Linked DNA regions of Homo sapiens: region 2 is linked to region 1. A link is a loop called in an ENCODE intact Hi-C map of the cell type or tissue named here. Cell type or tissue: GM12878. All regions are shown on one strand. Each heading gives the region's core, and the rest is flanking DNA. Links, peaks and the distances in the headings are about the cores only.

Region 1 (5,301 bases), core at 211-5,210:
ATGAGTTCATGTCCTTTGCAGGGACATGGATGAAGCTGGAAACCATCATCCTCAGCAGACTAACACAGGAACAGAAAACCAAACACCACATGTTCTCACTCATAAGTGGGAGTTGAACAATGAGAACACATGGACACAGGGAGGGGAATATCACACACCGGGGCCTGTCAGGGGGTGAGGGGAAAGGGGAGGGAGACCATTAGGAAAAATACCTAATGTATGGGGGGCTTAAAACCTAGATGACAGGTTGATAGGTGCCGCAAACCACCATGGCACATGTATACCTATGTAACAAACTTGCACGTTTAGCTCATGTATCCCAGAACTTAAAGTAAAAATAAAGTAAGCAAATAAATAAATAAGACAATTGAGTGATTCCTTTGTTAATCTCTGAGGTACCCTTTTCCTCCCAGTTCTTCCTTTTCATGTCCCTAGCCGTGTCTGGGGTGTTATGATTGAATCATTCTCTTGGAACCATTTCCTTGTTTGACACTCACCTGCCATTTGAACAACTGAAATCTAAAGTCATGTGAAACAACCTCAAATTTGCTATAGCTATTGGATTTGGCTGTTGTCCCTCACTTATGAAGGAATAGCTTTATAGCTCCTACCTGGATTCTGAGATAACGAAACCTGGATTCAAGTCCTGGCTCTGTCACTATTTTTGATGAATGATTAAAGACTTCTTGACACTAGAAGTTCTCTCTAGGTTGTTTGGATGAACTAGCTGAAGCTGGGGCCTCCTCTCCTTTTGCCAGTGAAAGTGGCTATGTCTGAAACAACTTGTCTTGGTAACTGTTGCTCCTTTTCTCCCAGTGGGCAGAGCTGTGACCAAAATCAACTTTCCATAGGAACTAATAAGCAGTGTTGCCAGATGACTGGCACCCAAATTCAGACCATTTAGTGTCCCAGACCAGACTTTATGTCCCTTGTTCATAATTCCACTTTCATCTTGCCCTATAAAGGGGAGAGGAACAGGGGTGGATTCCTCTCTTTAAGCACAGCCCTGTTATGCATCCAGCTGCACCCTGGCCCTACTTAGCTCACCTCTTTGCAAGATGCCCAGAGAATGGGGTAACCCTTCTGCCTGTGGCATACACACCCAGTGATACTGCAGATGTTTGCAAGAGCCCTTGGCTGTCAGCATGATGTTTTACTTTTGTGACCTTTAGTTTCCTCATCTGTGAAAATGGAAAACACAATACAGTCTTCCCTCATATCAGGGGAAGGATTGGTTCCAGGACTCCTTTAGATGCCAAAAGCCACTGATGCTTAAGTCCCTCATATAAAATGGCATAGTATTTGCATATAACCTATGCACATCTTCCTGTATACTTTAAATCATCTCTAGGTTACTTATAATCCATAATACAATGTAAATGCTATGTAAATAGTTGTTCTATATATATATTTTAACATTTGTATTATTTTTCATTTTAAAAACTATTTTTGATCTATGTTTGGTTGACTCTGTGGATGTGAAACTTATAGATAAGGAGGGCCAACTGTACCTCACAGGATTGTTTTCAAAGTTAAATTTATCTATTCCTCATGTGAAGTACTGTTGAGTTACCTCTTATGTAAAAGTTTGCTGCACAGATTAAAATAAATCACCTTTGAGAGAGTTGTGGTGTTATCAAAAGAGCATGGACTTGTGAGTCACATATTTGGCTTCACATACGTTCCAACTTTGTTGCTTTGAGCCCCTGTGACCTTTAGTAAGGTGTGAGCATTAAATGAAATGATATCTATAAAAGGATCAAGTACACATGTGTACATGCTCAATAAATTGTTAACTTGCTTTCCTGCTCCCCTGCCTTTCCTCCTCCCTTCCTCTTTTTTTTTTTTTTTTTTTCCCAGAGATGGGGTCTTACTTTGTGACCCAGCCTGGAGTGCAGTGGTATGATCATAGCTCACTGTAACCTTGAACTCCTGGGAACTCAGGAGCTCAAGGAATCATCCTTCCTCAGCCTCCTGAGTAGATGGGACCACACGTGTGCTCCACCATGCCTGGCTAATTAAAAAAATTCTTTTTGTAGAGTTACAGTCTTGCTTTGTTGCCCTGGCTGGTCTCGAATTCCTGGCTCCAAGCAATCCTCCCACTAGACCTCCCAAAGTGCTGGGATTATAGTTGTGAGCCACCATGCCTGGCCCCTCCCTTCCTCTTTACTTACACGCATGCTTGCTTGGTTGTTTCTTATTCTATTCTTACTTCTCCTTCAACGTTCTCCCTATCTGGACTCTTTCCTCCTCCAACTTTTCCCCTAACTGATATGCTATGTTTTCTCAAACTCAACAAATTCTCAATATGCAGTAGAGAATAAAGGATTGAATCCTTTATTCAATCCTTTAGTGAATGTGGGCCTGGGGCTGGGCGCATTTTCTGGACCTACTACATATGGAAAGGTTGGGCAATGAACATCCATCCTTGTGATAGTTGCTTAAAGTCATCAATAAGTGCAGTAATGCTTACTTCAGTAGCCATCAGATTTGTATGTTTCTGCAAATCTGGGCTGTTCTTTGCTTCCCTCTTCTGGTGAGTTTCTTTCTTTTTTTTTAGATTTCTTCAGAGAACAGCTATAATTTGGAGGGATGTAGTAAACAAGTCAGTAAGTCTAGAGTAGCATCCAATATCTTATCATCTTCCTAGCTCAATTTCTTGCAACTGAGGCAGTATTGTTATTTCACACAATGGACTTGCTGACATCAACGGAGCCAGAAAGACTAGGCAAAATTGAGACTTAGAATTAGACATTCTGTTGAGTTACTAGATAAGCAGAGCCCAGCTGAGATGGTAAGTTCTGTAGGGATAGTGGAGGGACTCTCTCCCTAAGGATCTAACTCAAATGACTTCATGTTCCAAGCAAGTAAGTAAACCAGTAAAGGGGCAGATATACAGTAGGGAGTACTGGAGGCTATGGCAAACTGGGGAACATATGTCTGGCCTAAGGACATTCAAATGTAAACATTTCAAACATTGAATGTGCCAAACCAAATATGTTAGCGGGCTAAATTTGCCCTATGCACCATCAGTTTGCAACCTCCTCAAGACTTACAGAACTTGGTCTCTAGGGAAAACAGCAACAGGTAGTAGTGGTGAGCCAGAAAAGCGGTTCCTAGCAGGAAGGTTCACACAGGTGTAACAGGATAACCTGAGCATGAGTGTTGTTATGGCATGCAATATGGGAGAAGTAAGCCGTTAGTTAACAGGGTCCCAGTTCCACAGATGAGAGTGGCAGGAGGCAGGGCTCAGTGAAGGGCTCTAAGTCCTCTGTGGTGGCAGAGGGAACAAGACAATTTCCAACCAGGAAGGCCTAGGTTATGAATATGGTAATTGTTATGGGAAATCAGAACAAGGATGCAACAAATGGCAAGATCACATATCACTTATTACTGAATCACTTGCAAATTGAATGTAAATCCCTTACAATATTTTTATTGCTTCTTAAAAACTGAGTTTTAAAATAGTTTATTATAGAACATTTAGAAAATACAAAAAAGCATAATAAAAAAATAACTTTTTGGCTGTCCTACCTGAGGAAAGGCAGCACTGTTTCCAAAGCTTGAAGCCAGGCAGGGAATCAAGAACTTCTGTCTTGGGAAGAGGACTTTGGAGTATGGGGACAGGAAACTGGACTAGGAGCCAGAAATGGGCTGGACAGCCTTTATGAATTATCTATAGCAGAGCTGATTTCAGACTATTTAAGATTATTTATCATAATTTTTTATTTGAAAATATTGTAATTAGGATGGCTGGCACGGTGGCTCATGCCTGTGATCGCAGCACTTTGGGAGGCCCAGGCAGGTGGTTCATCTGAGGTTAGGAGTTTGATACCAGCCTGGCCAACATGATGAAATTCCTGTCTCTACTAAAAATACAAAAATTAGCCGGGCATGGTGGTGGGGCCTGTAATCCCAGCTACTCAGGAGGCTGAGGCGGGAGAAGCACTTGAACCCGGGAGGTGGAGGTTGCAGTGAGCCGATCACACCACTGTACTCCAGCCTGGGTGACAGAGCAAGGCTCCTTCAAAAAAAAAAAAAAAAGAAGAAAGAAAATAAACATTGTAGTTAGGAGCCAGAATGTAAAACTTAGCTCTTATCTAGTCAGATCTTTAGTATTCATAATATACCTTCATCTTTTTAAGGAGGTATGAACTATCAGGATGTCAAATATTCATATCTTACCAAAATGCATGTCCTTAATTTCTCTTTCGGGGTTATGGACTATTCTGGATTATATACACTACTGATCTTCCACATTATGGATTATACTGTTTTAGAATAATTCTGGTTTAACTGAATATATGTATAGCGGAGTATGAATCTTTTCAATCTTCAATTATTAGTCTGTTTTATGTAATAGTTGTGGGTCACTGTGTGTGTTTTTAGTATAGGAGTAACTTTTTTTTTTTTTTAAGAGACAGAGTCTTGTTCTGTCGTGCATGCTGGCGTACAGTGCCACAATCACAGCTCACCGCAGCTTCCAACTTCTGGACTCACATGATCCTTCTGCCTCAGACTTCCAAGTACTTGGGACTACAGTCACGAATCACCACAGCCAGCTTGGAGTGACTTTCTAAGGGTAAATAACGAGTCAATTGAGACTGTAATTATATGACTTGGGGCAAAATTAACTGTGGTCAGCTGACTTGTTACCGTATTTAATTTTAATTTTGGAGCTTGTATTCAAAAGCTATTATATGAATATAAGAATAAATGATTTTTTTAACAAAAAAGAGTATTTTAGAAGAGAAACATGATATCTAGAAGAGAAACATTTCAACTTACTATTCTCTGGGCTTTTGTTAAACTACACTCACATCTCTCCTAAAATAAACAAAATCAATCATCCATCATACGCTCATATAATGGCATTTTCAGTGAATAGAGGTATTGTGCAGAACATGTCCCAAAATGTAAAATCTAAGATTTCCCATATGTGGCTGCCACAATAACTCCACTCATGCATTCTAACATCTAATAGTCTAACATTATTTCTATATTTAGTTTTTCTTTAAACTTCCTCTTTTTTTTTTTGTTTTTTTGGTAATTGCCACATCTGCTTTAGCAATTTTGTGATTTTTAAACTTCCTCCTGCAAAAAGGTTTTAAAAACATTTATGTTGCTTGTATAATATAACCATTATCTCTTTGGAAACTTGGAAAAATATAGTAAAATTAGTGGGAAATGGAATTATAAGCATTCTTTTTTTTTTCTTTTGATGGAGTCTCACTCTGTCGCCCAGGCTGGAGTGCAGTGGCACAATCTCAGTTCATTGCAACCTCCGCCTCCCGGGTTCAA
Region 2 (5,301 bases), core at 74-5,073, 200 kb before region 1:
CCTACTATACGTCCAATACCATTCTAGTTAGAAATCATCAATCTGCAAGGCAGGCAGAATCCAAGCTCTCGAAGAGCTTAGATTCCAGGGCATATAAAAAAGACAACTTAAGGCAGGGCACGGTGGCTCATGCCTGTCATCCCAGCATTTTGGGAGGCCAAGCTGGGTGCATCACTTGAGGCCAGGAGTTCAAGACCAGCCTGGCCAACATGGCAAAACCCCATCTCTACTAAAAATACAAAAATTAGCCGGGCATGGTAGTGCATGCCTGTAATCCCAGCTACTAGGGAGGCTGAGGCAGGAGAATTGCTTGAACCTGTGGGGTGGAGGTTGCAGTGAGCCAATATTGCACCACTGCACTGCAGACTGGGCAATAGAGCGAGACTCCATCTCAAAAAAAAAAAAAAAAACACAACTAAGTAATGAATAATTTCAATAACTGGTAAGCGCAAGGGATAATAAAGATGATAAAATATAAGGTGACTGGGGGTAGAGTGGGTAGGGGCAAATGCCTTAATTAGGGAAGCCAGGGAAATGTGGGGGGATTTGAGTTGAGATGTGAATGGTACAACAGAGGGATAGAGCATTTTAAGCAGAAGGAAAGTCAAGGGCTCCTGACATAACCATGAGCTTAATAAGTTCAAGAGACAGAAAGAAGCCAGTGTAATTACAGCAAAGAGAATCAGATGTAGAATAAAGGGAGATGAGATGGCAGAAGGTTAAATTTTGTAGGGCCCTATTAATGACTTGTTATTTAAAAGCCGTATTGGGAAATCTGAAATTTTTTAGAAAGCGAGTGACAACCTGAATGATGTTTTAGAAAAGAGTAACTGGCTGCTGCTGTGTAAAGAATAGAAGTAGGAAGAGACCAACAAGAAAGATGTTACAGGAAGAACTATATTGTAATCTCTGAGGTTGGAATTCAAAAAAGTGCCTATTAGTCCTATGCACTTCTTTGGCATATATTCCCTTTGAGTTCTCCTTTAAAAGAATATAATATCAGTAAGTTTTACCAATGAATTGTAACATATCTGTCAGCTGGAAAAATTATTTAACCACCACTGAGCAAGTCATTTCATTTGAATAATTACTAGATTGCTTTTCAAGTTCATTTTAATCCTTAAAACACTGCTACTTGAAATCACTGAACTAAGGAGAACAGAGGGCTTTAAAACAAGCTCTACCATACATTTAACAAAGTGACATAAGTTGATCCACTTGACCTTTTTGGATCTCAAGCTTCATCTGAAGAATGTTTAAATACGAGTAAATAACAACTACAACAGATACTGCAAATTATAAGGTTATAGCAACTATAAAGGAACTCCATTAGGTACAAAATATTACAAGGTATTATTAAAGATAACTCAGATTTTACTTGAACAATTGCTCATACTAATTAATGAAAAATAATTTTTTTTTTGGCCAAGGAAAGCATTCTACAGTACTTATGAAATTCTGAAAAACCCTACCACCTTTCTTTGCTTCTTCAAATCCGTTCATTAGTTCCTATAACCTACGTAATAATAAAGGCTTGGAAGTACAAATATGAATCACATCTCTAGGTAATCAGGGCTAAAAAAGATCCTCCAACACTACAGAAAAATTATGTTTCAGTTCATTATTATATTGCTTTTTGCTTAACTTAAGAAATTATATATTGTTTTTGTTAAAAAAAAAAAAAGAATATTTGTCCTGGCATTTAAAAAAGTGATACTTAATATGGATATAGTTATTAATTGATATCCATTAAAAGATACCTAGACAAGGGGTTAGCAAACCTTTTTTTATAAAGGACTGGATAGCAAGTGTTTTGGCTTTATGGGCATTTACTTTCTGTTGCAGATACTCAATTCTGCCACTGTAGTGTGAAGGCATCCACAGACAAAATGGAAACAAATGACTGGCTGTGTTCCTATAAAACTTTATTTGTAAAAAAACACTGAAATCCAGTTTCATGTAATTTTCATGTGCCAAAAAATACTATGTTTGTTTTTTCAACTATTGAAAAAACAATGTATAAACCATTTCACTAAAATGTATACACCATTCTTAGCATATTAGCTATATAAAAACAGGTCATGGGTAATATTTGATCTATGGGGAACACCTTGCTGAAGCCTGATCTGAACCATGTTTCAAATAATTCTTAATTAAAATATAGCTCTTTGGTTTTCAAGCAAAGTATATTTTTAAAACAATTTATTATTACCCTTTCAAATGAAAACATACTAGTCTTCATTATCAAAATTTACAATTTCCAACATGTAAGACTTACTAAAACTTTAGGAATTAAGAAAAATGTTTTAAATCATCCTTTATCCATTAACCTAGAGGGAAAAATAAAAGTTACATATAACTTAAATTTATTTTTAACTTTACATACCACAGATGCTCCTCTGCCAGTCTGTGTACTACCAAGCCATGGCATGTTGATTGGAGTGCCAGGATTGCTATGTGTATATGGAGTTGTACCTTGAACAGCTGTTAAATCATCACGAGCATGTATAACCAAGAAATCTTCTGATCTATAAAGGAATGTCAACCAGAATAAAAACAACTCATCATTTCTTTCTTTTTTACACTTGAAAGGTCTAAAATTTGAATTTATAGTTCCCTTTAAAATTAATTTTCTTCAGCTCTTATTTGTAACTCACACACAATGACCTCATACCTCAACAATTTCTGTTCCCTTCACTTACTCTTCTCTCAGTTCCCTTATTTAAAGCTCTTGCCACCCCTCATTTAGCACATCAGCTTCTACTCTGCTTACAATCTATACATTGCTTTAAAGAATCTTTTGAAAGTTTTAGTTCAGTAAATATAGTCACTCATATTGCAACATTACTAAATAGAAACAAACTATGAAGGTACCCTTTGGTTTCCACTTCTATATCATCATCTACCCAAGTGTAGACCTGTGTGGCCAGAATTCCAGAAACATCCAGTTCTTGAACATCATGACTGGAAGCGATTGCTATGCAGTTTCTATTTGCCTGAAAAATAAGTCAAATGGTAATTTTAAAAGCAATAGGCAAAAGAGATAGTATATGAGCTGCTTTTGAAAATGGTAGTTTTGAAATAACCTCTAGCAGTGATAACTAAAGTACAGGATATACAGCATTCTTACTTTTAGTGAAATAATAAGCTTCAGTTTGGAGATACGTTTATGTTCTATGAAAAGTACATCCAATAGAAAGCCAGTATAAATGGCAATACATGCAGCATTTTATTTCCTCTCCCAGTACTGTTTTTCTAGACTGCTAGAATGCTATGATCGCTCTAAGGTATGCACAATTCAGAAATGTGGAGGAAGATGCTGAAAAAGATAGGAACCTGTAGGGTACAGAAAGGTGAGGGCAATAAGGAACTCCAAACTAAAAACATAATTATTAATTATTTAAATAAAACAAACTTTCTCCTAAAGCTTTTCAATCTTAGGCAAAAAAAAAAAAAAGAAGTGGGAAAGGGTCACAGAAAAAAGGTGTAGGGGCAGAAATATAGTGGGAGAAGTATGCCAGAAAAAGATCACAAATGAAAAGTTGCTAAGGTTAAATGACATGAAATTTTAAATGCCTATGAATCAAAAATGTACATCTTGGCTGGGGGCAGTGGCTCACGTCTATAATCCTAGCACTTTAGGAGGCTGAAGCAGGCAGACAGCTTGAGCTCAGGAGTTCGATAGTAGCCTGGGCAACATGGCAAAACACTGTCTCTACAAAAAATACAAAAATTAGTTGGGCATGGTGGCATGCACCTGCAGTCCCAGCTACTTGGGAGAATGAGGTGAAACGATTGCTTGAGCCCAGGAGGTCGAGGCTGCAGTGAGCTGACATTGCACCACAGCACTGGGCACCAGGCATGATACCCTGTCTCAATAAATAAATAAATAAATAAATTAATTAATTAATTAAATGTGTATCTTTGAAACAGAAAACAGGAAGATATTGACAGCAAAGAGAAAATAGGATTACCATTACTGTTATGTTAGATTTTAACACAAACTATTAAGAAAAAACTGAGACCTTAGAAATAAATGAAAAAATGATATAGCTAGATTATTGGGTGGTTATTCTCCATGGGTATCCCAAATTCTGCATGTTTTATAAGTGAGTCATGTCTGCCCTTTTTTCTGCAGTATAATTGCCAGGATGTTTGTATAACTATCGTCTCTCCCTCCAGAGCAAAGGGCAAGTATGCTTACTATCGATTATAAAAGATTTGGGTCCCCTAAACTCAGAGATCCTCTCCTGTAATATAACCTACTATGTGTGTAGGTAAGGTAGGTATCATCTGGCCCTCTTCCCGTCATTCTCTGGAAATTGTGGCTCAGGCAACCAGTGTAAAGTGCTGATTTTCTGGTTATTGCTTTTGCTGTTAGACATAAACTGTCCTTTGTCTCTGATCCAAGAGTCGTATGTCTTCTAACAGCATCCACTAAAATGTTTAATGGATCAATTAAATGGACTGTTTAAACAATCCACTGCCTGCCTCAAACAGAACTGTTTCTGTGGCAACAGAAACAGAAAGCTAACTGTTAGTTTTAATTTAAGGTAAAATCTGAGACCCTTCATAGTTTTTGACACAGGTAGTTCCCAACTAAACAAATGGCAAAAAAAATCTCAATGGCATTTAAAAAAATGCAACTTAAAGCAAGAGGTATTATTTCTCAGCTGCAAATTTAGTAAGGATATTAAAAATAGCATATCAGCTGGGTGCAGTGGCTCACGCCTGTAATCCCAGCACTTTGGGAGGCCGAGGCAGGCGGATCACGAGGTAAAGAGATCGAGACCATCCTGGCCAACCAACATGGTGAAACGCCGTCTCTACTAAAAATACAAAAATTAGCTGGGTGTAGTGGTGCACACCTGTAGTCCCAGCTACTTGGGAGGCTGAGGCAGGAGAATCGCTTGAACCCGGGAGGCAGAGGTTGCAGTAAGCCAAGATCGCGCCACTGCACTCCAGCCTGGGCAACAGAGCGAGACTCCGTCTCAAAATAAAATAAAATAAAATAAAGTAAAATAAAATAAAATAAAATAAATAAAAATAGCAAATCTGGGGAAATAAAAATTAAACAGGCATATTCATAGACAGTAACTTGTAGACTTTATATATGTGAATAGCTATTCATTACCAGTACTTATATATAAACCCTCAAGAAGAAAACAACTAGTTTCTTTTATAGCACAGACTATTTTAAATCATATTTTCTTCAAGAAAGAGCAGGTAATGCAGGTATAGATAATTTTTTTTTGTAGAGACAGGGTCTCACAATGTTGCCCAGGCTGGTATCAAACTCCT

The links. Hi-C counts contacts between places; a loop is a spot of excess contacts. Peaks named below come from ENCODE experiments on the same cell type or tissue, not always from the same donor. Only the 100,000 strongest peaks of a DNase experiment are listed, where the experiment ranks them.
Region 2: a loop joins it to region 1, with 1.9 times the contacts of the local background. A loop is called at or near these places in 3 of 110 quality-filtered maps.

The regions. Positions count from the first base shown.
Region 1 is chr5:119,019,358-119,024,658 of GRCh38, reverse strand. DMXL1-DT (DMXL1 divergent transcript) reads left to right here. Exons shown (of 3, transcript NR_134250.1): 2 at 4,419-4,582. Among named protein-coding and RNA genes, the nearest start is that of DTWD2, 33 kb to the right of the region's middle. In GM12878, for the core only: a CTCF peak has its summit at 2,524 (motif pointing left); a DNase peak (open chromatin) is centred at 2,530.
Region 2 is chr5:119,218,167-119,223,467 of GRCh38, reverse strand. It overlaps DMXL1 (Dmx like 1), which reads right to left. Exons shown (of 44, transcript NM_001290321.3): 36 at 2,875-2,996; 37 at 2,387-2,528. Among named protein-coding and RNA genes, the nearest start is that of MIR5706, 66 kb to the right of the region's middle. In GM12878, for the core only: no CTCF peak of the experiment used is centred there; a DNase peak (open chromatin) is centred at 2,735.